2 separate regions of the Homo sapiens genome follow, and region 2 is linked to region 1. A link is a loop called in an ENCODE intact Hi-C map of the cell type or tissue named here. Cell type or tissue: PC-9. All regions are shown on one strand. Links, peaks and the distances in the headings refer to the core of each region. The heading gives the core; the rest is flanking DNA. Region 1 overlaps LOC101927329 (a long non-coding RNA gene). Region 2 overlaps ALDH1A1 (aldehyde dehydrogenase 1 family member A1).

The links. Hi-C counts contacts between places; a loop is a spot of excess contacts. Peaks named below come from ENCODE experiments on the same cell type or tissue, not always from the same donor. Only the 100,000 strongest peaks of a DNase experiment are listed, where the experiment ranks them.
Region 2: a loop joins it to region 1, with 31 times the contacts of the local background. A loop is called at or near these places in 1 of 110 quality-filtered maps.

What each region holds. Positions count from the first base shown.
Region 1 is chr9:74,156,262-74,166,663 of GRCh38, reverse strand. All of the region lies in intron 4 of LOC101927329 (a long non-coding RNA gene), which reads left to right. Among named protein-coding and RNA genes, the nearest start is that of RORB, 340 kb to the left of the region's middle. In PC-9, for the core only: no CTCF peak of the experiment used is centred there; no DNase peak of the experiment used is centred there.
Region 2 is chr9:72,919,512-72,929,913 of GRCh38, reverse strand. ALDH1A1 (aldehyde dehydrogenase 1 family member A1) reads left to right here. Exons shown (of 13, transcript NM_000689.5): 4 at 893-1,022; 5 at 2,737-2,798; 6 at 4,302-4,430; 7 at 5,782-5,895. Among named protein-coding and RNA genes, the nearest start is that of ALDH1A1, 28 kb to the left of the region's middle. In PC-9, for the core only: no CTCF peak of the experiment used is centred there; a DNase peak (open chromatin) is centred at 4,243.

The sequences.
Region 1 (10,402 bases), core at 2,095-7,094:
TGTGGTGCTGACTAGAATGTATATTCTGTTGATTTGGGGTGTAGAGTTCTGTAGATGTCTATTAGGTCTGCTTAGTGCAGAGCTGACTTCAAGTCCTGAATATCCTTGTTAATTGTCTGTCTCATTGATCTGTCTAATATTGATTGACAGTGGGGTGTTAAAGTCTCCCATTATTATTGTGTGGGAGTCTAAGTTGCTTTGTATTTCTCTAAGGACTTGCTTTATCAATCTGGGTGCCCCTGTATTGGGTGCATATATATTTGGGATAGTTAGCTCTTCTTGTTGAATTGATCACTTTACCATTATGTAATGCCCTTCTTTGTCTTTTTTATCTTTGTTGGTTTAAAATCTATTTTATCAGAGACTAGGATTGCAACTCCTGCTTTTTTTGCTTTCCATTTGCTTGGTAAATCTTCCTGCATCTCTTTATTTTGAGCCTATGTGTGTCTTTGCACATGAGATGGTTCTCCTGAATACAGCACACAGATTGGTTTTGATTCCTTTTTTTTTTTTTTTTTTGGAGACAGAGTCTCACTCTGTTGCCCAGGCTGGAGTGCAGTGGCGTGATCTCAGCTCACTGCAAGCTCTGCCTCCCAGGTTCACGCCATTCTCCTGCCTCAGCCTCCTGAGTAGCTGGGACTACAGGCGCCTGCTACAATGCCCAGCTAATTTTTTGTATTTTTAGTAGAGATGGGGTTTCACCATGTTAGCCAGAATGGTCTCGATCTCCTGATCTCGTGATCCACCTGCCTCGGCCTCCCAAAGTGCTGGGATTACAGGCGTGAGCCACAGCGCCCGTCCTGGTCTTGACTCTTTATCCAATTTGCCAGTCTGTGCCTTTTAATTGAGGCATTTAGCCCATTTACATTTAAGGTTTATATTTTTATGTGTGAATTTGATCCTGTCGTTATGATGTTAGCTGGTTATTTTGCCTGGTAGTTGATTCAGTTTCTTCATAGTGTTACAGTCTTTAGATTTTGATTTGTCGATGGTACCAGCAGTGGCTGGTACCAGTTTTTCCTTTCCATATTTAGTGCTTCCTTCAAGAGCTCGTGTAAGGCAGGCCTGGTGTTGACAAAATCCCTCAGCATTTGCTTGTCTGTAAAGGATTTTATTTCTCCTTCACTTATGAAGCTTAGTTTGGCTGGCTATGAAATTCTGGGTTGAACATTCTTTTCTTTAAGAATGTTGAATATTGGCACCCACTCTCTTCTGGCTTGTAGGGTTTCTGCAGAGAGATCTGCTGTTAATCTGATGGGCTTCCCTTTGTGGGTAACCCAACCTTTCTTTCTGATTGCCCTTAACATTTTTTCCTTCATTTCAACCTTGGTGAATCTGACAATTATGTGTCTTGGGGGTGCTCTTCTCAAGCAGTATTTTTGTGGTGTTCTCTGTATTTACTGAATTTGAATGTTGGCCTGTCTTTCTAGGTTGGGGAAGTTCTCCTGGATAATATCTTAAGTGTGTTTTCCAACTTGATTCCATTCTCCCTGTCACTTTCAGATACACCAATCAAATGTAGGTTTGGTCTTTTCACATAGTTCCATATTTCTTGGAGGCTTTGTTCATTTCTTTTCATACTTTTTTTCTCTAATCTTGTCTTCACACTTTATTTCATTAAATCGATCTTCAATCTCTGATATCCTTTCCTCCACTGGATCAATTTGGCTACTGATACATGTATATGCTTCCCAAAGTTCTCATGCTATGTTTTTCAGCTCCATAGGGTCATTTATGTTCTTCTCTAAACTGGTTATTCTAGTTAGCAATTCCTCTAACCTTTTATCAAGGTTCTTAGCCTCCTTGCATAAGGTTAGAATATGCTCCTTTAGCTCAGAGGAGTTTGTTATTACCCACTTTCTGAAGCCTACTTCTGTCAATTCATCAAACTCATTCTCTGTCCAGTTTTGTTCCTTTTCTGGCAAGGAGTTGTGATCCTTTGGAGGAGAAGAGGCATTCTGGTTTTTGGAATTTTCAGCCTTTTTGTGCTGTTTTTTCCTCATCTTTGTAGATTTATTTACCTTTGGTCTTTACTGTTGATGACCCTTGGGTGGAGGTTTTGCATGGTGGTCCTTTTTGTTGATGCTGTAGCTATTGCTTTCTCTTTGTTAGTTTTCTTCTAACAGGCCCCTCTTCTGCAGTTCTGCTGGAGTTTGCTGGGGGTCCACTCCAGACCCTGTTTGCCTGGGTATCACCAGCAGAGGCTGCAGAACAGCAAAGATTGCTGCCTGCTCTGTCCTCTGGAAGCTTTGTCCCAGAGGGGGAGCCTCCTGATGCCAGCTGGAGCTCTCCTGTATGAGATGTCTGTTGACCCCTGCTGGGAGATGTCTCCCAGTCAGGAGGCATGAGGGTCAGGGATCCACTTGAGGAGCCAGTTTGCCCCTTAGCAGAGCTTGAGTGCTGTGCTGGGAGATCCACTGCTCTCGTCAGAGCTGGCAGGCCAGAAAGTTTAAGTCTGCTGAAACTGCACCCACAGTTGCCCCTTCCCCCAGGTGCTCTGTCCCAAGGAGATGGGATTTTTTTTTAATAAAATAGCTGTATTTTAATATTTATTGGTATTAGGCTCACATTTGAAAAAAAAGTAGCAGAAAAAAGACCAAAGTGCAATATGATAGGTTGGTTTCATATACATAAGAATTTTCAAATAATCTTATCTATAAGCCCCTGACTGGGGCTACTGCCTTTCTTTCAGAGACTCCCTGCCCAGAGAGGAGGAATCTAGAGAGGCAGTCTGGCTACAGTGGCTTTGCTGAGCTGTGGTGGGCTCCATGCAGTCCGAACTTCCCAGTGGCTTTGTTTACACAGTGTGGGAAAAATCGCCTACTCAAGCCTCATTTATGGCAGACGCCCCTCCACCCACCAAGCTCTAGCGTCCCAGGTTGACTTCAGACTGCTGTGCTGGCAGCAGGAATTTCAAGCCAGTGGATCTTAGCTTGCTGGGCTTTGTAGGGGTGGGATCTGCTGAGCAAGACCACTTGGCTTCCTGGCTTCAGTCCCCTTTCCAGGGGATTGAACAGTTCTGTCTTGCTGGCATTCCAGGCACCACTGGAATAAAAAAAAAAAAAAAAAAAAACAAAAAACTCCTGCAGCTAGCTCAGTGTCTACCCAAATGGCTGCCCAGTTTTTTGTGCTTGAAACCCTGGGCCCTTGTGGTGTAGTCACCCAAGGGAATCTCCTTGTCTGTGAGTTAGGAAAACCATGGGAAAAGCGTAGTATCTGGGCCACAATGCACCATTCCTCATGGCACAGTCCCTCAAGGCTTCCCTTGGCTAGGGGAGGGAGTTCCCTGACCCCTTGTGCTTCCTGGGTGAGGTGATGCCCCACCCTGCTTTGGCTTGCCCTCTGTGGGCTGCACCCATTGTCTAACCAGTCCCAGTTATATGATTTGGGTACCTCAGTTGGAAATGCAGAAATCACCTGCCTTCTGCATTGATCTCGCTGGGAGCTGCAGACCAGAGCTCTTCCTGTTCAGCCATCTTGCCCAGGAATCCCAGGTATTATTATTAATACCATTTTATAAAAGGGTAAACTGAGGCACAGAGCGATGAAGCAATAGCTAGTACATGGCAGCAACCTCTTCACACTTTGAATATCCTAACCATCATTTTCATATCTCTCTAGCAATCCTACACCAGAACTACATTCTAGAACTATGATATCCTGTCATCCAGGTACTGAGCATAGTACTCAATAATTAGTTTTTCAACCTTTGCCAACTCCACCAGTAGTTTCTGTGTCTATTGTTGCCATCTTTATCTCCATGAGTACCAAATGTTTAGCTTCCACTCATAAATGAGAACATGTGGTATTTGGTTTTCTTTCTGTGTTAATTTGCTTTAGATAACAGCCTCCAGCTGCATCCATGCTGCTGCAAAGAAGATGATTTCATTCTTTGTTCTTAGTATTGCTCATAGTATTCCATGATGTATATGTACCACATTTTCTTTATCCAATCCACCATTGATGGTCACCTAGGTTGATTTCATGTATTTACTATTGCGAATAGTGCTGCAATGAACGTGCGAGTGTGTGTGTGTTTTTTGGTAGCAAGGTTTGTTTTCTTTTGTGTATATACTCAGTTATGGGATTGGTGGGTTGAGTGGTAGTTCTAAGTTCTTTGAGGAGTCTCCAAACTCATTTCCACAGGGGCTGAACTAATTTACATTCTGACAACAGTATATAAGTGTTTATTTTTCTCCACAGCTTTGCCAACATCTTTTGTGGGTTTTTTTTTTTTTGACTTTTTAATAATAGCCATCCTGACTAGTGTGAGATGATATTTCATTGTGGTTTTGATATCTCTCTGATGATTAGTGGTGTTGAACGTTTTTTTCATATGTTTGTTGGCTGCTCATATGTCTTCTTTTGAGAAGTGTCTGTTCATGACTTTGCCCATTTATTAGTGGGGTTGTTTTTTGCCTGTTCAGTTACTTAAGTTCCTTATAGATTCTGGATATTAGACCTTTGTCAGATGTGTAGTTTGAAAATATTTTCTCTCATTCTGTAGGTTGTCTAATTTGTCGATAGTTTGTTTTGCTGTGCAGAAGTTCTTTAGTTTAATTAGGTCCCACTTGTTAATTTTTGTTTTTGTTGTAATTGCTTTTGAGGACTTAGTTATAAATTCTTTCTCAAGGCTGATGTTTGGAATGGTGTTTCCTAGGCTTTCTTGTAGGATTTTTATAGTTTGAGACTTTATATTTAAATTTTTAATCCATATTGAGTTAATTTCTTTATACGGTGAAAGGTAGAGGTCCTATTTCATTCTTATACATATGGCTAGCCAGCTATCCCAACACTATTTATTGAATAAGGAGTCCTTTTCCTATTGTTTATTTTTTCTTCCACTTTGTTAAAAAATTAGATGGCTGTGGGTATGTGGCTTTATTTCTGGGTTCTCCGTTCTTTTCCATTGGTCCATATGTCTGTTTTTGTACCAGTACCATACTGTTTTGGTTATTGTAGCCTTACTGTATAGTTCAAAGTTGGGTAATGTGATGTTTCCAGCTTTGTTCTTTTGGTTTAGAATTGCTTTGGTTATTCAGGCTCTTTTTTGGTTTGATACAAACTTTAGACTAGTTTTTTTTAGTTCTTTGAAAAATGACATTGGTAGTTTGATAGGAATAGCATTGAATCTGTAGATTGCTTTGGGGAGAATGGACATTTTAACAATATTGATTCTTCCAATACATGAGCATGGAATGTTTTTCCATTTACTTGTTTCATCTATGATTTCATTCAGCAGTGCTTTGTAGTTTTTCTTATAAAGCTCTTTCACCTCCTTTGTTAGATGTATTCCTACGTAGCCATTGCAATTGGGTTGTGTTCTTGATTTTGCTTTCAGTTTGAACATTATTAATATGTAGAAATATTACTGATTTAGCGATATTGATTTTGTATCCTGAAACTTTGTTGAAGTCATTTATCAGAGTTTTAACTTCTAATCCAGAAAGTATTGATAAATAGTAACCCATGCAAATAAAAGCTCTTTATGATTCTCAATAATTTTTAAGAGTCTAGAGAAATCCTGGGACCAGATATATGTCCACTAGAAAACAGCCATTATATTGATATCATTTTATGACTACAATGTAATACAACTACCAACTAGTTGAAAAATACATTTTGAAAAGAATTCAACTACTATGAAGATAAAAATATCCATGTTTGTCTAATTGAAAATAAAAATGTAAAGCTCAACAACTTTAGAAATTGCAATAATGAATGTCCTATTTATATACTCTTGAGATTTGCCCAATGAAGAGGCTCAGAGACAGATTCCGAGCCTTAAGTGTTGATATTATTAATTAAGTAATGCACATAAATTAAGTAAATTAAAAGCAAGATGAATAAGAAAAAAAACCTAAACCCAAAAGGAACAAGAGACTATCAATACAAATGAAAGTATAACTAAACAACTTATGCATCAGAAAAAATTGTAGATACACAGACATATGTTTGTCTTAGAAAAAATATGATAGATATACTCTAGAAAATTGTATTCAAGAAATGAGAAGAAAGGTATCAATACAAACATGTAAGGGCCGTGCTCTTCAGAACTCTTGCTTGAGAGACTATTCTAGCTCTGCCATTGGTCTACTTGGGAGTAACTCAATGGCATGGCGCTGTTTTTTTCATGTCATATATTACCTAACTTATAGTAAATGTAAACTACTAAAGAGTTCTTGTTTATTTGTTTATTGTTTTATGAGAGAAGAAATAAACTGACCTATGGAAACCATGAAGTATGCAAGGTGACTTTCTATGCTTACCTTTTTGTGCTCTTTCCTGAGGCCAGATACCACTTTCCTCTCTTTTAATCCTTGACATGACTTCAAACTTTTCTTTCATGTGGAAATATAAAATATTAAAACTTGGTTAAATAGATTGTCCATTCAGAGGTATTAAAATTTTAATAGAAATAAACTACTATGCTCAAAAGATGAATTTTGGAATGTAAATATAAAGCCTTGCCCAGAATATATGCTTTAAAATGGATTAAGTTTTCGATTAATAAAATTTTACTTAATACTATTAGAAAAGACTTTTTCTTATACTTTTGGGGCAGAAAAGAACTCGGGATCTGTTTTCTCAGCCATCCTTGGTATATCAGTCTTCCTTTGTTTTCTTTTCTTTTCTTTTTTCTTATTTTTCTTTTCTTTTTTTCTCCCTTCTCTTCCCTTTCTTTCTTTCTTTTTTTTTTTTTTTTTGTGTGTGTGAGACAGGTTCTTGCTCTGTCACCCACACTGAAAAGCAGTGGCACAATCGCAGTTCACTGCAGCTGAACCTCCTGCCCCTGGGCTCAAGCAATCCTCCCACTTCAGCCTCCTGAGTAGCTGGGATTATAGGTGCATGCTATCATGCCCAGCTAATTTTTGTCCTCCCAAAGTGCTGTGATTATAGGCATGAACCACCATGCCTGGTCAACAGTTTTATTTTCTACCCAGACTTAATCCATGTTCTGAGGAAGAATAAAGTCCTTGAAAATGGCCTTGATATTTACTTTCATTTCCTTTTGTCTGGTCAGCTCTTCTGGGCAGTTCCCATTTGTTTTTCTATCCTTCTCCACTTTCCTTGTGCTCAAGAGGCTAATCTTTATAGACAGCATGAAAGGACCCACTTGTCCTTTAGGGTCCATTTGGATATGGCTGTTGAGAAGCACCTACAAGTATTTGGAGAATGGGTAAGTGCAGGATCATGGTTTTTCCTTCTCTGAATTTCTCCTTGTCAGGTTGTCAAGGCTTAGCTCCATTGCTCTACTGAAAATCATAGCTCCTGACAGACAATTGCCTCGTTCTTTTTTATAGATACATATTCTGGGTTCCAGTAACCACTCCCTCCTCTTGCTCCTTTTTGACAAAGTTTTCCTAATGTTGGTAGCCGTGGGGTACTCTACCATCTTCTGTTGATTTTTTAAAAATACGTTCTACCTAACTTTGTAAATTTTCCCTCTATCAAACTCTTCTCAATAAACCTATTTGAATGTGTCATCTTTTTTACTCCTAAGACCATAATAAAAATAGCATACACTAAATTTCTCAAGTAGAGAGTATGTTCTTCAGTTCTTTACTGATATGATAATGATGCGTATAACTACAACAAGGGCAACCATACTGGCTAGCATTTAATAAATCCATGTGCTAGACACTATTTTAAAAGCATTACATGGATTGATCAAATCTTATAATTTCCTTATAAAGTTAGATATTATTATTAATTCCATTTCATAAAAGTGTTAACTGAGGCACAGAGAGACTAAACTATAGGTAATAAGTGGTGGCAACCTCTTCACACATTGAATAGCCTCACCCTCATTTTGATATCTCTCTAGTAATCCTACACTCATTAACTCTTAGAAATGGGAATAGGGCATTCTAGACTTTCCAGATTAGTTTTATTATTGACTTTTTTTTAACAATTTAGCTGATTTTTTAAATCTGAAATAAGTTTAATACCCTTGTAAGAATTCACATTAATATATCTATACATTATTAAATTACACATTATTTGGTTTGACAATTTATGCTGTTATCTATTGCTTTAGAAAATATGTTTAAAAACACCATTATCTTGGGATGTGTGGTTCCTGCTTTTGGGCCTCTTCCCTCCACGTCCTCACTCCTCAGGTTATCAATGAACATTGCAATGCCCAGCTTTGTCTCCGTTGTCTGCATAAATCTGTACTAATTAGAAGGGGAGGTCTGAAAAGGAGCAACCAACCAAGATAATCTGGGAATGACATAATATAAGAAGGACAGAGGCCGGGCGCGGTGGCTCACGCCTGTAATCCTAGCACTTTGGGAGGCCGAGGCGGGCGGATCACGAGGTCAGGAGATCGAGACCATCCTGGCTAACACGGTGAAACCCCGTCTCTACTAAAAATACAAAAAATTAGCCGGGCGTGGTAGCGGGCGCCTGTAGTCCCAGCTAGTCGGGAGGCTGAGGCAGGAGAATGGCGTGAACCCGGGAGGCGGAGCTTGCAGTGAGCCGAGATCGCGCCACTGCACTCCAGCCTGGGCGACAGAGCGAGACTCCGTCTCAAAAAAAAAAAAAAAAAAAAAGAAGGACAGAAAAACAAATAGCATTTTTTAAACCATAGATATCACTTTACTATTCAAAATGGGAAATTTTTAAATAAGATAAAATTAATCAACTCACCTAATGCTAATAAAGTTATTAGAGATTGTTAATTTACTTATGAAAAAATATCTATTTTTTCCATCAACTTATATTTATGTCTCATTTATTAATGCATTATATTGAAGAGTGACTTATGATGAAGACTTAAGTCCTCCCTGTCAAGTGTTAAATAAGATTCTAAAACAATTTATTACTACCTCATGAAATACCCAAATGTCCCTTCAAAAGCAAAGTCATAAATACAAGTTAAACACAAATAACCCAGGGAAGATCCCATAGGAATGTATATTAAATAATTAGAAAGAATAATCAAGGAGTACCAAAAAATAAAAGTTGATAGCATATAAATATCAGTGATCAAAAAGAAGGACAAATGTCTTTGATAAATAAGCTTTACAACCAAAGTGGTCTCTTAAAAATGCTGCTTCTATCTTGTCAACACCAAGAGAAAGGCTGCCATGCTGCAGGATTTTTTCATACAGGAGGGAGGCAAATCACTACAGCAGGTCCAAAAGCATAGGTACAGTCTTGTGTTCCTCTTAAATCCCATCACATAGATTGACTTCTTTTTGCTTAGGGTAGTTCTGCTTTTAACATCTTCATGGAGTCATCTGACTTTTACCTTGAGTGCTCTTTCTCATCATAGAAGGACTCAAGAGAATGACATCATAAAATATTTGTGCTTGGAAATATCTTGGAGATCATTTAAATCCTTAATATATAGCCAAGGAAGTTAAAACTCAGAGAGACTGGGTGTTCTTCCAAGGTCATACTAATCCTTGGTGGCAGAACTGAATCATTTGACTTGAAATTTAGCCTCCCCCCGAACCCACCACACTTCTACTAAAAAGCAATAGGTTCACTCTGAGAATTTCTGTGATCACACATTATTTATAGTCTACTCAGACTACAAAATTTGCTAGGAAATGTGTCTTATTAGTAATATATTCTTCAGCCTTGCCAATTTTATTCCTTTACTTTCTCTGCTGTATCCACTCTCCCTCCCCACATTCCTACTTGCTGGGCCCTATTCCATATGGGATACTTGGCTTTTTAGCCCCAGACTTATCAACCTTAACTCTTTCTTTCATAGATCTTACATTATTTTTTGACAACATCATTCTTATAGATCTCAGGAGGCATTTCCAAAACAGAGTAAAGATGGACATCATCCAAGAATTCAATGCTAGTGGGACTAGTATGCAGTTCCTCTGGATAGTGGTAGAGTGCTTTACTGAAATAGTCACTGGTAGTAAATACATGTTGGAAGGTTTCCAGTAAAGTTTTTAGTTAGGCAAAGGCTTACATTAGATAACTAACTGTGCCATTTCACAATGTTAAAATTCTATGGTATATAAGTGTACTTTGGGGTTTTCTGTAAAATATTAAAATAGGATCATTATTCTAAATGCATTTAAATCATAACTGAATAAAGGCTTATGTAATTGAAGAACTAATCAGATCATGTAAATCAGATTGATGGGCATCAGCTGGGTCCTGTGCGTCCAGCTAGGGAAGTCTGGCTAGTGTGAGGACTGCTGGGATCTGAGAAGCCTGTTGTGCCCAATGGGCTAACCAATCAGGAAAACTTGCAGAGGACAATGGGTTTCTGATGTCCAACTAAAATCATTGCTCTAAACATGTTTCTCTAGCTGTGGGTCTTTCAACAAGCGGATATGTTCTAAATCTCAGTAACACTGCTTCTGGTATTGGGATCAATCTTTTCAGAAAAACTAAAAAATATATAAATTTTATACGTCTACTT
Region 2 (10,402 bases), core at 2,208-7,207, 1.2 Mb after region 1:
AGAAAGCAGAAAATGCTAAAACTTGGCTTTTCTCAATTATCTGATTTGTTGACTGCCTGTCAGCATAAGATCCTATAGAGAGAAAAGTACAGGCATACAAAAGTCACATTTGGTTAAATTTTGACATGATAGAGAGTGTAGTACAGAAACAAATAGCTTTAACAGTTCATCACCTGTGCATTTCTGCCAGGTAACCACCCCAGCAGAATATTAGATCTCAAAGAGCTTAAGGTCCTGCTTAAGAAGAGAAGCCAAAGGGGAGATAGGTCATCTTATAATGGTTAGGGCACATGACTAGAAAATGTTTAACTTTACCTGACCATTAAAACGGCAATTATGACAATAATGGCAACACTGGTAGTTTCCTAATTAAAATTCTGCTGAAGGAAATTCATGGATGAAAAATCCAGGCATTACTTAAGTTTGTGTGAGTAGACTGTGTATATCCAGATGGAATGTAAAAATTAAAAATGATTACTGAGCCATCATTAATAGTCACTGACACTAAGTTGTCACCCACAGTTGATTACAAAATAAGAGAAACCTTGTTGGAATTCTGATAGGACTTAGAAGACTAGGTTTCATTCTCAGATGTTATGTGTATATCAAATTGTGACCGATTCCTAGAAAGCTGGTTAGCAGGAGAACATCAAAATGAGATAGAAAGAGCACTGGGGTTTAGAAATCAGAATCTCACTACCCTTTGTGCCCAGATCTTGCTATTTGACCTAAAGGAAGTCATTTTAACTCTTAAAAAGTGGAGGTTAGACAAGATGACAAGATTTCTTCTATTTCAAAAATTCCCTAGCACATGATTGCTGAAAATATTTACTACATATTTTTAATCTAAAACTTATGGAATTTTAGATTTGGTGTTTGACATGTTTTTCAGACAATGGAGTCAATGAATGGTGGAAAACTCTATTCCAATGCATATCTGAATGATTTAGCAGGCTGCATCAAAACATTGCGCTACTGTGCAGGTTGGGCTGACAAGATCCAGGGCCGTACAATACCAATTGGTAAGTATCTTTGAGAAACCACTAATGGTGAGGATAGGAGCGAGGAGTTTACTATAGAGCTGAATAATTTCAAACTCTCCCTTTTAAAGATGTCAACCAAATAAGGCAAAATTATTTTCCTCTTGACTTTGAGACAACACAGTTTTCAACTTAGAAGTTCTATTAAAATTCATAAAAGGTCTTTTAAAGTTGTTTCAGCATAATCATGAAGATAACATTATAGATATTTTAGAAAATGTCAAAGTAAGAACATTCCTTTGGCAGTAATTACTGATCTGAGGCAATTGCCTCTCTAAGGTCCCAAACTTTTTAAAGCTGACCTCTGAAATTATTTATTTGGGTTTTATTCCAATACTGACATTTATATCCTTTCTGTAATGTAATTATTTAAGCCTCTTTACATGTTCCAGTATAAGTCAGTTATGGTCATCTGTGCCTGGTCAAACTCAGTGTAGTTAGACCAGACTAATCAAACAAGCCAGTTCACACGGACTCGTTTCAAATATCTTCAAAGCAAGATGGGACTGTGTTTGCAGCCTAAGTTAAGGGTTTGTGTGTGTGAATCTGTACGTATGTGTTATTTTAGTGGGGTATGCACATAATGGAGTAGAAATACTAAAGATATTTCATGTGAAACATGAAAACACACACATTTAGGAAACAGTATGGGTGGAATTTAATTCAGGCAAACCTATGAACTTTAGGAATACAATACCCTCCAGGACTGGCCCTGATGTGCACTTCCAATCCAATTGGAGCATGCAGGAGGTCAGAAGTGATAGCAGAAAGTTGAGAGGAGAGTAAGACCTCGGTGGTACTAAGAAATGTGGCTACTTTAGAACTGTCCTACTTTACTCCGGGACAAAATGGGAGAAGTCACTTAAAACACAAATAGATCTTGATGAAGAGAGTCCTTGCTGAAACCAGGAAGCTTCTGTGGGAACTAGAACAGAATTGAATGTAAAGCATAATGTATCTCTCTGGATGACCACATTAAACTTCGGGGCACATAAATTGGTCAAATTTAGATTGAAAATAAATGTCTTATACTCCTGTCATTTTCTTCATGTATTTAGAGAATTTGCTATTATTGTTTGGTAGGCAAATAAAATACATTTTAGAACAAGTCAGTAGGAAAGGCTTATTACTCATAGGGAGATTTTCTTTTTAATTCTACTGTTTTTAATTTTACTATTTCTAAAAATTATATTATAACTTTTAAAAAGAATTCTCTTATTGGTAGAACTTTGAGCTACCAGAAACAAATTGGAATGTGGTTCTTCTCTTCGCCAGAGACCTCCTACTTCCTTTCTCGTCCCTTTTTTATAACACTTAGAGAATAAAGATAATTTTCAAATCAGGCCTCCTAGAAGATGAAAGGTGGAATTAATTATCTTTCAGATTTTTGCCAATTTTGCCTCTTTGATTTCACCTAACTCAATTTTATGGTTCCTATCATTTCGAATTACTATTTTAGGGCTTCACTTACCATTTTGGGAATAGTTGGAGATATAGATGGTCTCGATCTCTTGACCTCGTGATCTGCCTGCCTCGGCCTCCCAAAGTGCTGGGATTACAGGCGTGAGCCACCACACCTGGCCAGATATATGTTTTTAAAATTATTGTCTACACCTTTCTCTCACATCACCAACCACCATTTTGTGAATGTCAAATACATTTGTTTATATATGATTGTGTGTGTTTTATTTTTCAGATGGAAATTTTTTTACATATACAAGACATGAACCTATTGGTGTATGTGGCCAAATCATTCCTGTAAGCTTTTCTCCTATATAATTCTCAATTTTAAAAAGAAGAGTTCTTATTCTATCTAATGATGAAGCTTTCTCTAAAACAGATGGATGCTTATGTATTTGTTAAATGTGGAGTAAATGTAAGATTTGTTGAACTTGGTCTCCCTGTGACTAAACTTCTTGCATATGAATTAGGTAGTCCGAAAACCTATCTATATTCTGGCATATCTCTTGAGAATGTTTTAATACTACATCATCCATAAATGTTAACCCTTTACTCTATGGGTTGTTTTATTAAAAGTTGTATTATGTACTCTTTATAAGAGCCAAGCTTTACATGTATATGGCAAGGTGCTCTCCACTGCACATCTGCAGGATAGCATTTTGGTGGAATGTAGTGGGGCCTACTATTCTCCAACGCACTTTCTCATTGAGACATCTCATCATGCAGAACAGTAGCTCCCAGAGTGTTCAACTCATGACACACATTTTTTAATCAAAATGGAAAAAAGAATACCAGAGGCATTTGAAGCACTGCATGGAATATATTTTACCTTTAGATAAGAGGCTCAGATCCTCCATATTACTCTTAGAGGAAAGTAGCCTTTTTAAGAGGATTGTGAAGATTTTTTAAGCCCAACAAACAGGACACTATCTAAATGATTTTATTTTAACTGACATGCTTTAAAAGGCCAAACAAAAAAATGGTAGCGAAGTCCTTATGTGAAGAAATGGTCAAGACTTATCTTTGGCTCCAATGAGATTGAAATATATTCATATCAATATTTTAGTGAAATTGCTTATTAATTCAAAAGTCCCAATAAATCGATAAAAACTATATAATTATGAACACTGATAATAGCTGATATGTACTACTTGTCTATGCTAGACCAGTCATTGTGTTGAGCCCCTGGCCCTCTTTCTTGGTTAATGCTCAAGACAGCCTTCTGAGGCAGAGAGGACTATTATCAGCACTCACAGATTATGAAATCAGATACAGAGAGCACGTAACCTGTGTGAGTTCACATGGCTGGTCAGTGATTGAGCTGAGATTTGAACCCAAGTACTTGGCCTCTGGACCCTGGACATCTTTGTCTTTAGCAAGGTATTTTTCCTGGAAATAAAAGCTACTAAATAATATTATTGGGTAAATAATTACAATAAATGACTTATGGAGAAGGAGAGTAATCATCCTTTTTAAACATTTTTAGATAACTTACAGTGTGCTCCATAATAAGCCAAACCATGCAGTGATTTTTTTTTTCCTGGTAGAAAAAGAACTCAACAGTACTTGATTAAATTTTGAGGTTCTCTCCTATTTCCTTCTCATATCTCATATCTGGTTTATTCAGAGCGTTTTAGCATTTACTAGTTGCTTTTAGCAATGAAGTATAATATGCCAGATGATTTCACAAAACTACGCAATTATTACATAACATCTACAGGGGGTGTATAATATGGAAGTTGGATTAGCAAATATGCCTTTTGCAATACAAAGAATCTATTGTTACATATTGCTTTCTAGTGGAATTTCCCGTTGGTTATGCTCATTTGGAAGATAGGGCCTGCACTGAGCTGTGGAAACACAGTGGTTGTCAAACCAGCAGAGCAAACTCCTCTCACTGCTCTCCACGTGGCATCTTTAATAAAAGAGGTAAGTCTCCCGAAATCAAAATATGCTCAAGAACTCAAGAATCCTAAATTACAATAGGAAGACCTCATTTGTTGCTACTATAAAGTACATTATTTACAGATGGCTCCTGTCCAGTGGGGGGAATACATTTAGCATGACGGCTGGCTGCAATTTCTGGCAGTCACCCCAAATTCATCTCTGCCCAAATGCAGACAGGAAGCCAAACACAAAGGTTTGGTGTCAAACAGTCAACTTGGGATCACATTTTTGCTTCTTTGTCCAACTCTCATGAACATAAATTCATGTTGAAATTAATGTAGCATTCTTTCAAATGTTGAAACATTAAGTTGGTTTGTACCTGCCACTGATGGCCTAGTGTTTTCTGCAAAATTGTGTAAACTAATCTATGTAAGGTTGAAAGGGCCTCTATGCCAATATGCTTGTTTGTAATATTGGGCCACATTATTTCCAAACACTTTTCAATCTACTCATGAGTGGATATGTTTATATTCAGTTTTCTATTATGAGTTCCTCTGCATTTATCTTCCTGTTCAAAAACAGTAAAAGAACATGTAAAACATTTTCATCAGCTATCTAGATTGTGTTAATATACTTGCAAACAATTCATTGTCCTTTTTTCTTCATCTTACCAAATCTTAAAAAATAAATGTTAATCACTAGAAACTTAAAGTTACAAAACTGAACTTATCTTTTAAAGATATTATTTATTGAAATTAAAAACAGGGAAAAGAGATGTCAAAATGAAACATTTCGATGCAAATAACATGAAATTGTAATGTGCCCAACTCAGTTCCCATGCCTTCACCTGAATTCTTTAATGAAGATTGAAATCAACCTGTGATGTTGAATCATGAATGGGATGACAGTATTTACTTAACAATTTACTAAGTAATGCCAATGGGAATTTGCAACTCAGCAGTTATGCCCTCAACAATCAACAACAGCTAGGAACTAAAAAATGTTAGATCCCTTCAGCTTCTTATTTTTGCTGATGGGAATAATAAACATGTTACTTACTTTCTACATAAGTAACTTACCAAACACTTTTTTACATACAATCTTTTTGAGTTAGCATTATGAAATTTGAAAGAGCCATCACTGGAGCAATGATTCATAGAGTATGGACTTACCCTGACAAGAAATTGTCCTTTAATAATGCAACCCTTGAAGTTATTCTCTTATGTGTGCTTAGAAATGACATAATAAGACTAAAGAATAGAGCCAGTTGGGTGAATTATTTTTTTCTAGAGCATCTCATAAGGTTGGCATTAAGAGACAATCTCAATCCCCTACTCTCCTCCTTTTTGAATTAAATTCTTATACTGTAACTTTTAAACTTTTTATCTTTTAGGCAGGGTTTCCTCCTGGAGTAGTGAATATTGTTCCTGGTTATGGGCCTACAGCAGGGGCAGCCATTTCTTCTCACATGGATATAGACAAAGTAGCCTTCACAGGATCAACAGAGGTAATATTATTTACTCAGGGCAAAAGTTAAGAATGTCTGCATTGCCAGCTATGAAGTATGTTTTATGTAACTATTTTTGAGCCAACAATTTTAAAACAAAAACTCTTTTTAATGATTTGTTACTTATTTTAGCCTTCAAACATATGGATAGAATATAAGCAGATGTAGTTTGAATGACATGATGCACCTATTTTAAATCAGAATGAGAGTAAACTATTTTTAGTATGTTCATTACTTTCTCTGACGAGAAATATGGCTGCTGAGACCTTGTCATATTATTAGGAAGATTTATAATAGAAAATTAGGCCATAGTGATTTGTATGAATGAATATGATTTTATCCTATAGGTTATGAAAATTAAATAGTAGAGTCTCACCCTTTGCACCTTATTTGGGGTTGTCTTTCTCCTGGACACTGTGAAAGAGAGCCAGAAACTCAGCTTCCCTCAGTGGTACCTAGACTAACTTTTCTGCCTCTCTGGCTTGAACTTGACCATCCTAAAGGTTAAAGAAAAAGACCCCAACCACAAAGGAGAAGTGGCGGGCAGGAGGGAGAGCAGACTAGAAGGTGAAGTTTGGGAAAATAGATCCCCATTTATTGATGATGTTCTATCCTAAGCAAAAGAAAGTGGTGGAAGCATACTGTACCATGCAAAAAAAATTATTGAGTCATTCTATTAAATTACGTGACTTTGTTAGATGCTCAGTGCAAAAATGTTATTCATTGGTACACAGTATAGACAGTGAAGAGTGAGCTTCACTCCATCTTAGAAAGCTGCTGACAACAAGAGACCAGGCAGGGTGTGATAAGGTACTAAGGCATGTACAAAATGCTGTAAAAAAGGTTCACAAGAAGGAATGATGATGTCCAAATGGGTACTAGAACTAGCTCTGGGTTTTGAGGAATTGTTACTTTTTTAACTTCCTGGAAGTTGAGAAGCAAAAAAGACATTCCAGATAGTGTGGTGAGCATAATTTGATTATTTTATAATCTTAATTATTTACTCCAGAATAAAGGCAAATTTACATAGCAAAAAGAAATGGTGGAAAATCAAACTTTATTTTTCTTGGTCTTTTTAAAATGAAGTAAATAAATATATATATGTCTTCTTTGTTTTTCACAGACGTAGAGTAAAAAAAGTTTGCATTCTGCAACTCCCTAATTGAGATAGGGAAAAGCAAACCCCACAGTCAAGATTTATTGTAGACAGAACAAGTGGGAATGTTCAAGATATGGCAATACATTTAAAAATGGTGACACCACAGGTTGAAATCATACCAGAGGAATAAAGGTGAAAATTCCTCAGCCTAGAATTCTAGACCCTCCCCAATAGGGAATCCATGTGCCTGTTGAGGTCTGTCCAACCCATGGCCAGGGATGGCTTTGAATGTAGCCCGACACATTTTTTTTTCATTCTCATCAGCTATCTTTACTGTTAGTGTATTTTTTGTGTGGCCCAAGACAATTCTTCTTCCCATGTAGCCCAGGGAAGCCAAAAGATTGAACAACCCTGGTCTAGATCCTATGCCTACTCCTTCTCCAGGTCATCTGGACCAGGAGCTACTGTTTGCTGATCTCATCTTCAGCATCAGTTTGTCTTCGCTCATCCATGATCCCCTATAACATTGGGGGAGCACTTTACCTACTTAAAAAAATCCCTGGAGATTAAAAGTCTAGAAAATATCTTGGTTTAAATTCTGACTCTACCCCTCCTAGCAGTGTGTCTTTAAAAAGTTAAGTAGCCTTACTAAATTTGAGTTTCTTCATTTGTAAAATGGAGATGAGATCAAATTTACTGAGTTGTACAGAATACAATTAAATGAGCTAATGAGTAGTAAAACATTTATCACCCTACTGAGCGCTCAGTACATGCCATATTTCCTCTTTCCTCCCATACTTTTTAATTTCGCACACTAGTTTACACAATGTGAGAAAAAAGCTTCCTGTCCCAATATTTCTTTTTCTCCATCTCTGCCACTCTGCCCCATCTCTTCCTGATTATTCCATGTATCTTTTCATTCCCCCAGGCTTTTAGTTCATCCTTGGCCATAACCTACTCTAAACTTGCTCCCACACGTTCCCTCTCTGGCTTTCTCCTTGCCTCTACAGTCCCAGGAGCAGAGCAGCCTAAATTTTAAAACACCCCATCTGAGTTCCCATTGTCCACCACATATAATAACAGTGCATGCCTATTGCCTTATGTGTCTCTCTCTCTTGCTGATTATCCTCAAAGACAGTCTTATTCATTGTTATCTCCAGAAACCATCACAGTAAGAAATTCTAAATAAGTATTAAAGAATTAAATGTGATATCACACTCTGGGGACTGTGGTGGGGTCGGGGGAGGGGGGAGGGATAGCATTGGGAGATATACCTAATGCTAGATGACACATTAGTGGGTGCAGCGCACCAGCATGGCACATGTATACATATGTAACTAACCTGCACAATGTGCACATGTACCCTAAAACTTAGAGTATAATTAAAAAAAAAAAAATGAAAAAAAAAAAAAAAAAGAATTAAATGTGAATAACACGATTTTAGGAGCCACAAAACCCATCCTACTTTCAACTCCTGAAACTTAGTTCCATACTCCCTGGAACTTCTTTCTGGATTTTCTTTTAGCTTCACATTTGTTGCTTGGCAGATATTAAGGAACTTGATAAATGTCATGAAAGAGGCAAACAATAGACTGTATCCTTTGTGTTCATTGTAGCAAAGACCCTCCATTCTAACAACACTTTAGGCAAGGTAAGAATTTTTTTTTTTTTTTTTTTTTGAGAGGAGTCGTGCACTGTCACCCAGGCTGGAGTGCAGTGGCGTGATCTTGGCTCAAGCTCCACCTCCGTGGTTCATGCCATTCTCCTGCCTCAGCCTCCCGAGTAGCTGGGACTACAGGCGCCCACCACCACGCCCAGCTAATTTTTTGTACTTTTAGTAGAGTTGGGGTTTCACCGTGTTAGCCAGGATGGTCTCGATCTCTTGACCTCATGATCTGCCCGCCTCAGCCTCCCAGAGTGCTGGGATTACAGGCGTGAGCCACCGCAATATCCCATTAGATTCATATAAAATAGAACTCTACCCACATTATGCAAGACATAATAAGCTAGACCATTTTCATGGGCATTTGCTACTTCTGCTCCACATGGCAATGCCACAGTATCATGGAATACACTGTTTAGCCATAGTCTTAATAGTTCTTATCTTTTCTTCATTGCATACTCCTTTGAGAAAAATGATAAACGTTTACTTTTCTCCAAATAAGGGAATGAAATCATGAGACAAAAATTAATGTCTCTTTGTTTTGACTTTAGCTAGACTTTTGGGAAAACTCAAGCCTTTTATTTGCCATCTAAACTTGTGCTAAGCAAAAGTGTAGACTTTCTTTCTCATTCATACTTCTAACCATTCTTCATCCTAGTTCTTTTGACGTTTGTAGCTTTTACAAAAATATATTTGATTTTATTACCTTCTCCAAGGCAAAAGTTATCTACTTTAATGGAGTTACTTCCGTAAACCTAAATTAAACAAATAAAAAAAATTCAGAAAGAATTTAGAGAAATCAAAGGGTGACAGGTAAGTAAATTTTTTATCTACAAAATTAAAAACTCCTTAACATCTTAAATGAAAATTCAGTTTCTGAAAGTGGTCATAAGAAGTGTGTTATAGAATGGCATATAAGAGAAATTTCAGACAGGATTTCCCTAGTGCAAATCTCCTTTTAATTTATTTTTTATTAATCTTTTAGGGGTTTGATTTAGAAACATAAAATATTTAAATAGGAGGAAAACATTAGCATATTAATGCCCTATTCTGTAATTCACAGTAGCAGTTAGTTCAGTAACCACATAAAATCTAAACATACACTCACGAAACATCTATTTCTCTCTTGTTCAGTTGGGATAGAAACTTTTTATTAAAATCTGACATGCAGAGTAAAAAAAAGAAACCTAGAAAATAAAAGAAGCAAAATAGTGAATTGCCTTTAAAAAAGAAAGGCAAAGAACATGTTGGTGGATTAAGGCTGCCATACAAATAATAAAAAAGAAATAATTGTAGAACCAGCCAAGTTTTTAGAGATAGAAAAACCAGAAACAACTATAGTAAATAATCTTGATGGGAAGTGATCCACAAAGGAAAAAATAATTGAAAACAAAGTCTTCCTCTGAAAAGGGAAAACTAGCATTAAAGAAGAAACCAGAACTGTAGGATTCCAGCTAACTGAAGTAGCTGCACAGATCCCATTTCTTTCATCCAGTTCCACTGTTCAAAGGTGTGTGTGTTGGGTGGGAAGACAGAGAAAGAAAGAGATAGAGAGACGACTGTCAATCCGCAATTAAATGAGCCTTCTGTCATAGATACTAATGAGGAGAGGTATGCAGTGATACGTTATTGTTACTGCTACCACAGAGTTAACAATCTATTTGGGAAATGTATTTCTATACAAATAATACAATCTGGATCAGACTCTGAAGGAGACTTCATGAGGTTTTTTGGGAGACTAGAAA